Regions from separate parts of the Homo sapiens genome. Here region 2 is linked to region 1. A link is an interaction called in ENCODE POLR2A ChIA-PET data of the cell type or tissue named here. Cell type or tissue: IMR-90. All regions are shown on one strand. Links, peaks and the distances in the headings refer to the core of each region. The heading gives the core; the rest is flanking DNA.

Evidence for each region. ChIA-PET counts read pairs that join two places held together with the same protein. Peaks named below come from ENCODE experiments on the same cell type or tissue, not always from the same donor. Only the 100,000 strongest peaks of a DNase experiment are listed, where the experiment ranks them.
Region 2: POLR2A ChIA-PET joins it to region 1 with 5 read pairs; 2 of 35 experiments call an interaction of 5 or more read pairs at or near these places.

What each region holds. Positions count from the first base shown.
Region 1 is chr1:79,039,000-79,044,451 of GRCh38, forward strand. No RefSeq gene overlaps it. Among named protein-coding and RNA genes, the nearest start is that of ADGRL4, 35 kb to the left of the region's middle. In IMR-90, for the core only: no CTCF peak of the experiment used is centred there; a DNase peak (open chromatin) is centred at 3,262; H3K4me3 peaks cover 711 bases; H3K27ac peaks cover 293 bases.
Region 2 is chr1:79,206,455-79,211,692 of GRCh38, forward strand. No RefSeq gene overlaps it. Among named protein-coding and RNA genes, the nearest start is that of LINC02792, 120 kb to the right of the region's middle. In IMR-90, for the core only: no CTCF peak of the experiment used is centred there; no DNase peak of the experiment used is centred there.

The DNA.
Region 1 (5,452 bases), core at 453-5,452:
TCCAGTTCCTTGGCGTTTTGAACAAAGAATTGGACATAATGCCCCGCAAAGCAAAGAAAGAATGAAGCAGCAGAAGAATGAAAGCAGGGATTTATTGAAAACAAAAGTACACTCCACAGTGTGGGAGCAGACCCGAGCAATGGCTCAAGGGCCAGGATAGAGAATCTTCTTGGGTGCAAATACCCCCTAGAAGTTTCCCATTGGCCACTTCATGCTCACCTCATGTAAATGAAGTGGTAGCCCACAATCAGTCTGATTGGTTGCAGAAAGCAGCCAACCAGAGGCTGAAATGAAGTTGCCAAGGTCACACTCCTGTGCAAACATCTCATTGGTTGCAAGAAGCAACCATCAGAGGCTAGTGTGAAGTTACAAAGTTATACATTGCATGCAAATGAAGGCTCACCACAATCAATCTGATCGGTTGTGGACAGCAACCATTCAGAGGCTGGAGTGAAGTTACAAAGCTGCAAAGGAAGATTCCACCTGCAATCAGTCTGATTTGCTGGGGACAGCCAATTTCTCATCTGCCACGCAGAAAAAAATGGGGTTCGCAAAGGGAGTAGCCCCTGGTCCTTTTGTTACTTAGGTGTGAAAAGTGAGAGTTTTCCTTTCAATTCAGTTCTATGAAGTTGGTGTGAAACAGCCTTTGGTTCCCTGCATCTACACCCAAATCTCCTGTCTCAAAATCAGGTTTCCCTTTTGTAATTTTGGCATTTATAATAACTTATTATACACATTTGTCTCTAGAGGTCTTCTTGAACACACATGGCCTTGAAATAACACTTTCTAAACATTAATAGCTATTGATAAGCAAAGAAAATAAAATAAAATAGAATTAATCAAATTTATCTGCTTTTTAAGCATTTAGATTCTGAACTTAGACTTGTATTTATTTCTAAAATGTTTGAATGGAATGAAAAAAATATTTACCAGATACTTAGGCAGTGGAAATTCAGTATTTGCCACAATATCAGTTGAATGATCCAAAAAAAGTTAAATGATTCTTAATTTACTTAAATTAAGAGAGCAACAGTTTTAAAAACATTGAGGGCTAATTACAACTAAATAAATTAAAATATATGCACATCAAAATATACATGTATGGGTACTTTATTTTCAGCAACCAACTGAGAAATTCCTGTTTAGGCAAGATTCTACCCACTCAGAAGTTTGGTTGATAAGCTATCTTCATGAAATACATAATAATAACTCTGTGTGTGTGTGTGTGTGTGTGTGTGTGTGTGTGTGTGTGTGTAGAGAGAGAGAGAGAGAGAGAGAGAAAGGCTGCTGGTTTTGAAAGTGGAATGATGATAGTTCTACTATTTCAAGTATCAATAGTCTTATAAGGTAAAAATAGTGACAGTCTAATCAGATCTAACCAAAAATTTAACCAAAAAAAAAATTTTCAAGCTCTCTTTTTGAAACAACGCTTTACATAATATACTTACATTCATTACTAATCTCACTCAAGAATACAGGTAATGATACTCTAAAGCCAGTGAGCGAAATATGCAAGTAATATCTAAGTCGCGGTTAAGCTTCCTTCTTTCCTTTGACATGAGGTACTCTGAGACTTGTACATTTTTTCACTTATTCACCTTTTAAGTAATACAGTTTAATTTCAACGTATTAAAATCAGTCACAAAAATGCTCTTCCAAAGCATTTACAAAAGCTTCTGCTTACTAGTGTTTTAGTCATAATTTCAATTTGCTAACTTCCTTTGCAATACGTACTTTCGTTTCAATGTTTTCTCTTAAATCACCACCTCTTTCATGATAAATTGTTGTGATAAAAAAAAGTGCTTCCTCTGGTGGGACGATGTAACTATTCATTTCGCTAATGTACTTCACATCTGTCATTTGCAGTCCCTAAATACTTTGTCACAGCACGAAATAGAAACCTTACAGAGTAGGTCTATGAAGTATGTTTTCATTTTAAGTCACTATCTATGATGTAATTTGGAACAGTGGAATGATTAGATCAGTCTTTTCTTTTCTTCTGTCAGTACCAGAGACAAAGCATGTTAACTATAGAAATGTCAACTTTCATATTCCCTGATAAACTGAGCACTATTTCCAGGATTTATTCTAAACTCAGGCTTTGAGGGTGGGGACTGACCCTTATGTGCCTGCTCATACACAGTTAAGTAATTATTTGTGGTTGATAAGGACTACCTATTTTCTATTGACTTGAAGAAATTGTATTTGCAGTAGGTTTAAAAGAAAAAGCTGCCAGAGGAAATTTGGGTGGAACCCTGTCAATTCAGTTAATTTAAGACCCAGAGTTACTATATAAAGGAAGGAAGCAGATACCAACTCTTAAAAAAGACATCTACATTATCCAGAATAGTGCTCAAAAATATTATGCATTCAAATATATTTTAATAAGTGAATGTTGAGTAATGAATGACATAAAATATTTTTTACTAAATACAACTTTACCATAATATTAAAATATATTTGGCAGGAAAAATCCAAAAGGGATCCCTCTGTTAGGAGATTGCATTCTCTTTTATTCTTTCTTTTCTTTTATCAAATGATGCAGCCAAAGAGAGAGATCTGAATAAGACATAACGCAAGTGTAGAAACAAAAGTCCAGGAAATCATCTTAATTATATGTATTTATTTGTACAGTCTTTCTCTGTCACCAAGGCTGGAGTGCAGTGGTGTGGTCATAGCTCACTGCAGCCTCGAACTCCTGGGCTCAAGGGATCTTCCCATCTCAGATGCCCAAGTAGCTAGAACTAGAAGTGCATGCCGCCATGCCCAGACAATTTTGTAATTTTATTTTTTGTAGAGATGGGGTGTTGCTTTGTTGCCTAGGATGGTCTTAAACTCCAAGCAACCCTCTCACTTTGGCCTCCCATAGCACTTGGATTAGGGACGTGAGTCACCATGCCTGGCCATCTTAATTGTTTCCAATAAATCATACATTTAAACTACTTAACCTAGCAAATATTTAAATAAATTAAGAGAAAAATATTTTCTAAATTACTTAAGGCCAATCATAAAGAAATTACAATATATGTGAATGGAAATTAACACAAAGAAGTATTTTTGTTTTCAGCATCTAAATGAGAAATTCCTGTTTAGGTAGAATTGTCAGAAGTTTGACTGAAAAACCATCTTCATAAAAGTACACACGAATAACCTAGTATTGTGTGTGTGTGTGTGCATATATATATATATATATATATATATACATACACACATGAGTGTGTGTGTATGTGTGTGTGTGTAGACAGCTCATTTTGAAAGTGGGATGCTAATACTTCTGCTATTTCCAGCATGAGTCATTTAGAGGTAAAAACAGTGACTCATCAGATTTAACAAAAATTTAGCCAAAAACCTAAACTTTCAAGATCCCTTTTTGAAACAAGATTTTTACATAATATGCTATCATTACTTATTAATGTCACTCAAGAATAAAGATAATGATGTTCTAAAGCCATCTCAATAAGGAAGCCGTAAAATATTGTTCATTGTATCTTTATTTCATCTTTTAAAATCTGCTTTTGTTTATGTTTATGTTGTATTTAAGAGAGATTAATCCTGTATGGGATTATATATAAATATATGTATATTTGGTACTAAAAATGAAATGGATATATCAGTCTAATAATAGAATTCTGGAGGTAACTGATACTGAACTAACTGTAGAAGATTGATAGAGCTTCAGAACTTAAGAGGAGCTTGTGAAGAGATAAAAAGAAGCCTCAAAAACGTCCTGAAATTCATATGGATGGAATGGGCAAACATTACGCTAAGTGAAATAAGCCAAATACAGGAAGTCAAATACCACATATTTTCACTTATATGTGGAACCTAAAACAATAGAAGTCACAGAACCAAAAAGTAGGATGGTAGTTACTAGCAACTGGGCTGTGGGGGAATGGGAGGATTACAGTCAAAGGGTACAAAGCCTCAGTAAGGAGGGATATGTTTTATTTTTTTTTAGGTGAATTGCACAGCTTGGTGAATATAGCTGATAATTGAGTCCTTTATGTTTCAATGTTGCTGAGAGTAAATTTCTAATGTGTTCGTCAACAAATGTTAAATATTTGAAGTTAATTAGCTTAATTTACTCTTTCCATGTTGTATTAAAAAAGCGGAACACCACTTCTATAATTATATGCAACTGTAATTTGTGTATAATAAAAATAAAAATTAGAAAATCTAAGTGCATGTGCTGACCTGGATGTTTCTAAAGAGAGCCTTCAGAGCTGTCATGACATTATAAAAAATAGTGACTCATTTTAGCTTAAAAAGAGGCATATTATTCAATACCTTGCAGATTTATACTGAAAAATATTTAAACATATGAGAAACAAATATTTGGTATCTGTTAAGATATTTGAATAAAATAAATTGGATTTACTGTAAAATAAATAAGGCTTCAGAAAATGATATAGGTTGCAAAAATATATAATTGTGTCAATTGACTGAAATGCATCAAATAGCAGGTGTGACAACTGATAGCTAAAATGATATTTAACAGAAATTCGTATGATAGAATTTCATTTTTTCTTTCCCATTTCGTCATCAAAAATACACGATAGATAGAATAAAATGAAAACAGATGAAATGAATTTCCGCATGGGTTATGCAAAGTTGCATCTCCTCAGTGAAATCTTAGGAAGTCCCGAATTCATTCCTGTGATTATGACTGGAATGTGCAGAATCTGTGAATTACTTCTTCATTCTGCCAACTGACAAACTGCTCCAAGTGATGGAACACAAGGCAAAGGGAGGCAAGTTTGTTGATTAAGGCATCAGGAATTTTTTCCTTGCTCTCTGCTCTGCACCCCCTCCCCTCCTCATTTCCCTTTCTTTTTCTTTCTCCCTCCTTCTCTCCCTCCCTTTCTTCTTTTCAGTTCACTTCATGGTTTTAAAAGTTCCAGTTCCCTCAAAAACTATTATTCTGACATTTTATTTTCACAAATCTTGTCAAACATAGGTGTTAAAATGCAGTACATATGTTCACCCTGTTCTGAATTTAGTTTCCTAAAATAAGGAATAGAGTCCAGAGTAAGTTTAAAGTTGCACTAGAAAGTTTATTTATTTGTTAGCATTTGTTATCAACTCTTTCCTCAGTCTGTATGCTAATAGTCTTGTGACAGTTATACATTATTTGATGTCACCCAATGACAAAAGGAAAATTTACAACTCGTTATTAACTTTCTACATTGAATTTATTAAAAGAGGTACATAACTTTTATTGTGTCTTAATTTGTGGTAGTCTTTCAGCTACCTGAAGTTTATTTAAATGTATTATTTTTCACCAGGAAATCAGTAGTAGAACAGTTTCAAGAGGTAGCATTAAAATGTCTTTGACATATAAATGGTACAGTCTGTATTGCTGTACTTCAAATTTCATGAACTGTATCAAAGCTGGTAACATATGACATGAACATTCAGAAATACAGCTACAGATCATTTTCCTAAAATGTTT
Region 2 (5,238 bases), core at 1-5,000, 170 kb after region 1:
TGAAACCAAATCTGGCTGATCCTCTTAACCATTATTCCTAGTACATATATAAATACATGCATACAAACATATGCCTACATAGTATAATTAATAATGCAATTATAATTTATTAAAATTAATTGGCAACATTTATTGAGCACTTATTTATTGAGATAGGACTCTGAGTCTGATGTTTTTTCTATAATAATGTACTCTATATTACCAATGAGCTCTATGATCATGATTTTTAGAGGTGCCTTCAAGAATATCAGTCACCATTCCATTCTTTAGCACAGTACAACTTCCTCTGGCTTAATAGCTAAGTTCTTCTTGTGCTACTTTATTTTGTTTCCTAGATAATAAACATGAATTTGCTTTTAGTGAAGACAGAATCATGTTTCTTTGGAGATTCAGTCTTCATTTATCAATTACATTTTATAAGGAAAGATTACATTCACAATGCAACTTTTCCATCCCTATAAAATGAAATCAGCCATATTCCTTTGAATATCACTCTTTTCTCTTTTATGTTCATTCCTTCATTCATTGCACTAATATTTCCTGAGCACATATAATGTACCATGTCTGATTCTAGGACCAAATTGGGCAGTGAACAGACATGATAAAGTTCCTACAGTTGCAAGGTTTTCATTTCGGTGCATAAAGAGAGACAACAAATGAATAAGTCAAGAAATCAACACTATTTCAGGTAGTAACAAGCACCGTGAAGAAACAAAAGGAAGAAAAAGAAGTAGAAATTTATGAAGCAAGGTGGAGGTGATATTTTGGCTCTCTTGCTCCAACCTTCTAATTTATTTATATGGAATGTTGCTTGCATGGAGTCTAAGTAAGTATGAACCGTGTCATCTGTGAGTCTCCAGGGTCTTCTTAAACATGTATTTCTTTTTTTGTAGCCTTCAGAGTTCCATGTTCTCTTAACTTTGAAATGCTGTGAGTAATATAATTTAAAACGAAAATGCACATAGGGAAGTGAAATAGAAAAATTGCAATGTCTTATTGCTGTCCAAAGGAACATACTTTTAACGATATTTCAATGCTCATAAAAAATAAACAACCAGGACTTCAGGTTTTTCCACCTATGAGTTACTTAACTGGTATCCCATGTTCCACATAAGGACAATCTGTGGCTAGAAATTCTCGTGTGTGTGTGTGTGCACGTGCATGCGTGTGTGTGTCTGTGTGTGTGACTGCATTATGTGACTGCTTGACTATGGTTAGAATGTGGATTTGGCCCCAAGTTCAGAAGGGAGCACTGAGATTGTTTTAAGGTTATTGATTTTAAAGATGGCAAGGGAAAAATTCTGGGCCATTATATTCCTCAGTCCTAAAGTAAGAAATCTGTCATAAGGAAAGTGGATTCAATAGCATCTAAACAGGTTGAGAGATTGATGGAGAAGTGCCTAGAAAACCATGAACAATGGGTCGGAGTGGTACACCATTCCAACTAGGGATGGCATTTGAATGGTGTCATTAATGTGCAATAATCTATGAGCAATGGATCTAGAGCCAACATGAACCATAATGATTCACAGAAGTGAAAACACTCATCCCCAGGTGCAAAATCACCATTCCTTAACAAATCTATCCAGTAACTCCAGATGTTTGTATTGAAAGTCGCTTATAATTAATGTAACTTTTCCAGTTCTTAATAGCCTCCATCCACATACGGGCTTATTTAAAACAACTTAGGTTTACTCATTTTTACTGAAAAACATTCGTTTTATCTCTGTTAATTTAAATTTTATAAAGGGAGATATGATTTGTTGAGATTTTTATTAACTTAAAACATTAGGCTTTTAGTTTAAGCTCAAATCATGATGTGTAAATTAATGTACATTCCCAGAGAAAAACATTACATAAGATTTCGTAGGAGAAAGGGTTTCATAGAAGAAGGACAGAAGGGGATTTATAAAGGATCCAGATATCCAAGAATGTTAATTGCCATAAAATGAAAAAATTAATAGTAACTAAAGATCATTATTTTTAAATACTCAGGATATTAATTTTTTAAAACTCTCATTTTTGAAATATTTGGAGAAAAATGTTTAATGTATAAAGTAAGCAGCGGTACATTTGTTCCTAATTTGAATGTTTTCCCATGGAGATTTAGCCTATCTTTTATACATACAAATACAAGCTGCCAGGAATCCCCAGGCATTAAAGAGGATTCGAGTAAACTTCAACATGGGGGTGAAGCTCATAACCATGACATTGAAAGTCCTGAGAATACATCCTCAGAGCCCAATATGAAAAAAAAAAAAAATCTAAAAACATATAACCTTAGGATTTTTAGTGAAATACTGAAATGAAGAGAATTACTTATAAAGTAATAAGCCATTCAAAATTTTGTCTTGGAAAACACTAAAAGGGAAACTAAATATCATTAAATTTTACACACACACACACACACACACACACACACCCCTTCTTATTGTCATGTTCTGAAAAAGTGTAGAAAAATAAAAGCCAGTTAGAATGTAAAATTGTCATGTTTATGAGAGAATGGCACTAGAAATGTGGTTACAAGGAGGTTTGTATTAAAGAATGTTAAACCTGAAATGACTAAATCAACAGTTATAATAAAAGGCTATTGGAAAATCTTCTCTCCTTAAAGATCTCTCTAGAAATTTGTTTTAACAAGCTTGTCACTGATTGACATGGTACAAGTGCAAGGTTTTAGTCTTCTGATTTTTAACTAAGTTTTGATATTGAATAAGATAATGCCTTTAAAGATATTTTTGCTAATTAACCAATCTTATATGAATATTAAAATTGTAGAAGTATATTTTATATTTAGAGTAAAGGTGTAATTTTTGAAGCTTAAAAATGAAAACAAAAGAAGAGGTAAAGAATATTTACAATATAATGTATTTAATAAATTATAATTAATGCCTATCACCGCCTTTATTTATCAACTCTTATTAAAGATCTACTTTGAACATTAAAAATTATTTGAAATTCAATTCTCATATGAAAAATGGTACAACTCTGAACCCAGCAGATGTACAATCTTGGAAGAATGAAGAGTCCTAACAAATACTTTTTATTTTGTTGGTAAATTCTAAAAGACTGATGATTAGAGAGTTACAGAGGCACAGTGTTTGGCATGCTAGCTTTGACTTTTGGTTATCAAGGAAACTTTTCTGTGGAGAAAGTGACACTGAGATGAACTTGGGGTATGGCTAAGGACTTGGGCAAATGAAAGAGGGGGCAGACAATAAGTCTAAGAAAAAAGAATAGTAGTAAATCCAGAAGCAGTAGAAAGTTTATTTTTTATCATGTTATGTTGCCATATAATCATGGCAGTTTAAAACTTAAGTAGAATAAATTAGTTATTCTAATATTTACTGAGTAACTAGGATGCACCCAGCACCATGCTAGATACTGGGGAGATATAGAGATTCTGTAAAATTCTGCCCCCATTATCAAGAAAGTTACTTACTAAATGGAAACAATAGGTCACTTCAAGAAAAAAATGTTAGAATAATAGAAGCAAAGTTTAATTGAATCAAAGCAACTGAGGCTTTGTGCTGTATTGCAGGGAAGCTTTTCTGGATTACAGGAAGGTGTTTCTCTTTACGTTTTAGTAGGTAGAAGATGTTTTTTCCATTTCTTAAGTCTGATGTTTTGTTGTATACTCTGCTAATATGAGTATATAGAGAATATGAGAAACATACTCTGTGTCTAGAAGGCAACTTGTAGTCTGGGGCTGGGGGAGAGTGTTTTTTCTATCTCACTTGGTCTCGTTGCTGTTTACTTTTTCACTTGCTGCTGAATTTTTCACAATACCTATATCAAATAGTCTTTCTCATTTTGTGAACCTGGAAGCAGAGACGGAGCACATGATAGCTCATGATCTTTACATTTGAATCACTGTTAGAAAAATAAAGCTAAGATAAAAATAAAGCTAAGTTACAAACATATTTGTACCTGCAACAGTTCTGCCACGTAGTTTGGAAGAGAACTTGCCATCTACTTATGGGTTGAATCCAACTTTATTTTAAACCAACTTTATTAAAAATCTACTTTTAACATTAAAAATTATTTGAAATTCAATTCCAATATGAAAAATGGTACAACTCTGATGGTTGACTGAGTTCATTATTAGGGACTAATAATAAAAACAATTTCTCTTTATACTAAAAAGATGTCAAATCTAGACATGTCCTCAATCTATTCATTGACTAATGGGTCTATCTTACTGTCAAACCTGCTTCTAGTTAGGTATAGACATGGTGAAAATGTGATATGAATATTATTTGAAACATTACTACCTTTAGTAGAAGTATCAATCTACTTTTCAACCCAATTCCATAGTAACTATTATTCAAGCAGCCTAGGAAAGTTAAATTATGATCACAAAAAGGCGTAATTTGTCACTCAAATTATTTTATAGTCCTTTGGGTTTTGGTAAGGTTGAATGGTCAGTGGCTCTGGCTGGTGGATATCAATGACCTAATTGGAAATTGTTAGATGATGAACAAATAGGTAAGACTTATGTCTTCTCCTGGATATGATAATTGAACTGAGGGGAATTCCTGGAGCAAAAAGATTAGATAGGTTAGAACTAATAGTGAAGGAAACTCTGTTTTCCAGTTTATTCCAACTTAACTCTAAGGACATAAAACTTCAATTTGCTGGTTGAGCAAAGGTCATGAGGTGATGCGCAAGCAATGTTACAGTCAGAATGCAAGGTGTCTGGAGTGGATATCAGTTATAACCCAAAAGCTTAGGGTTAGAATGTAATAACTTAAAGTATCAACAGCAAATTTGTACCTGTGCTCAAAATATATCTTGGAAAAAATGGTTTCTTTGCTAAGAGGTCTGCTAGTAAGATATATGCATTGGAGACTGGTAGACTACCATAACTGTGATAGCTGAAGTTAATGTCTTCTTTTTTCTTCCCAAGGCTAATTGTTATTAAAAACTTATTTAAAATTAACCATAATTATTCACATAGACTTCATTATACATTTTTCTCATTTGTTCATCATTTGTTCATTTATTCTTTCATTGAAGATAAATTTATTCAGTTTCAACTATCTAAATCAGAACTAGAGATACGGCATGAATCCGATAGACTCAATTCCAGGTCTTGTGAAGCTCATATTAAAGAAGAACACATAGACAAAACAATTAATTACAAAAATAGCCACTAACTTACAATTTTGTTCGGAGGTATCAAAGAGCAGTTAAGAGTACTAGGAGAGTAACTGGGGAATCTGATAGAACCTGAGA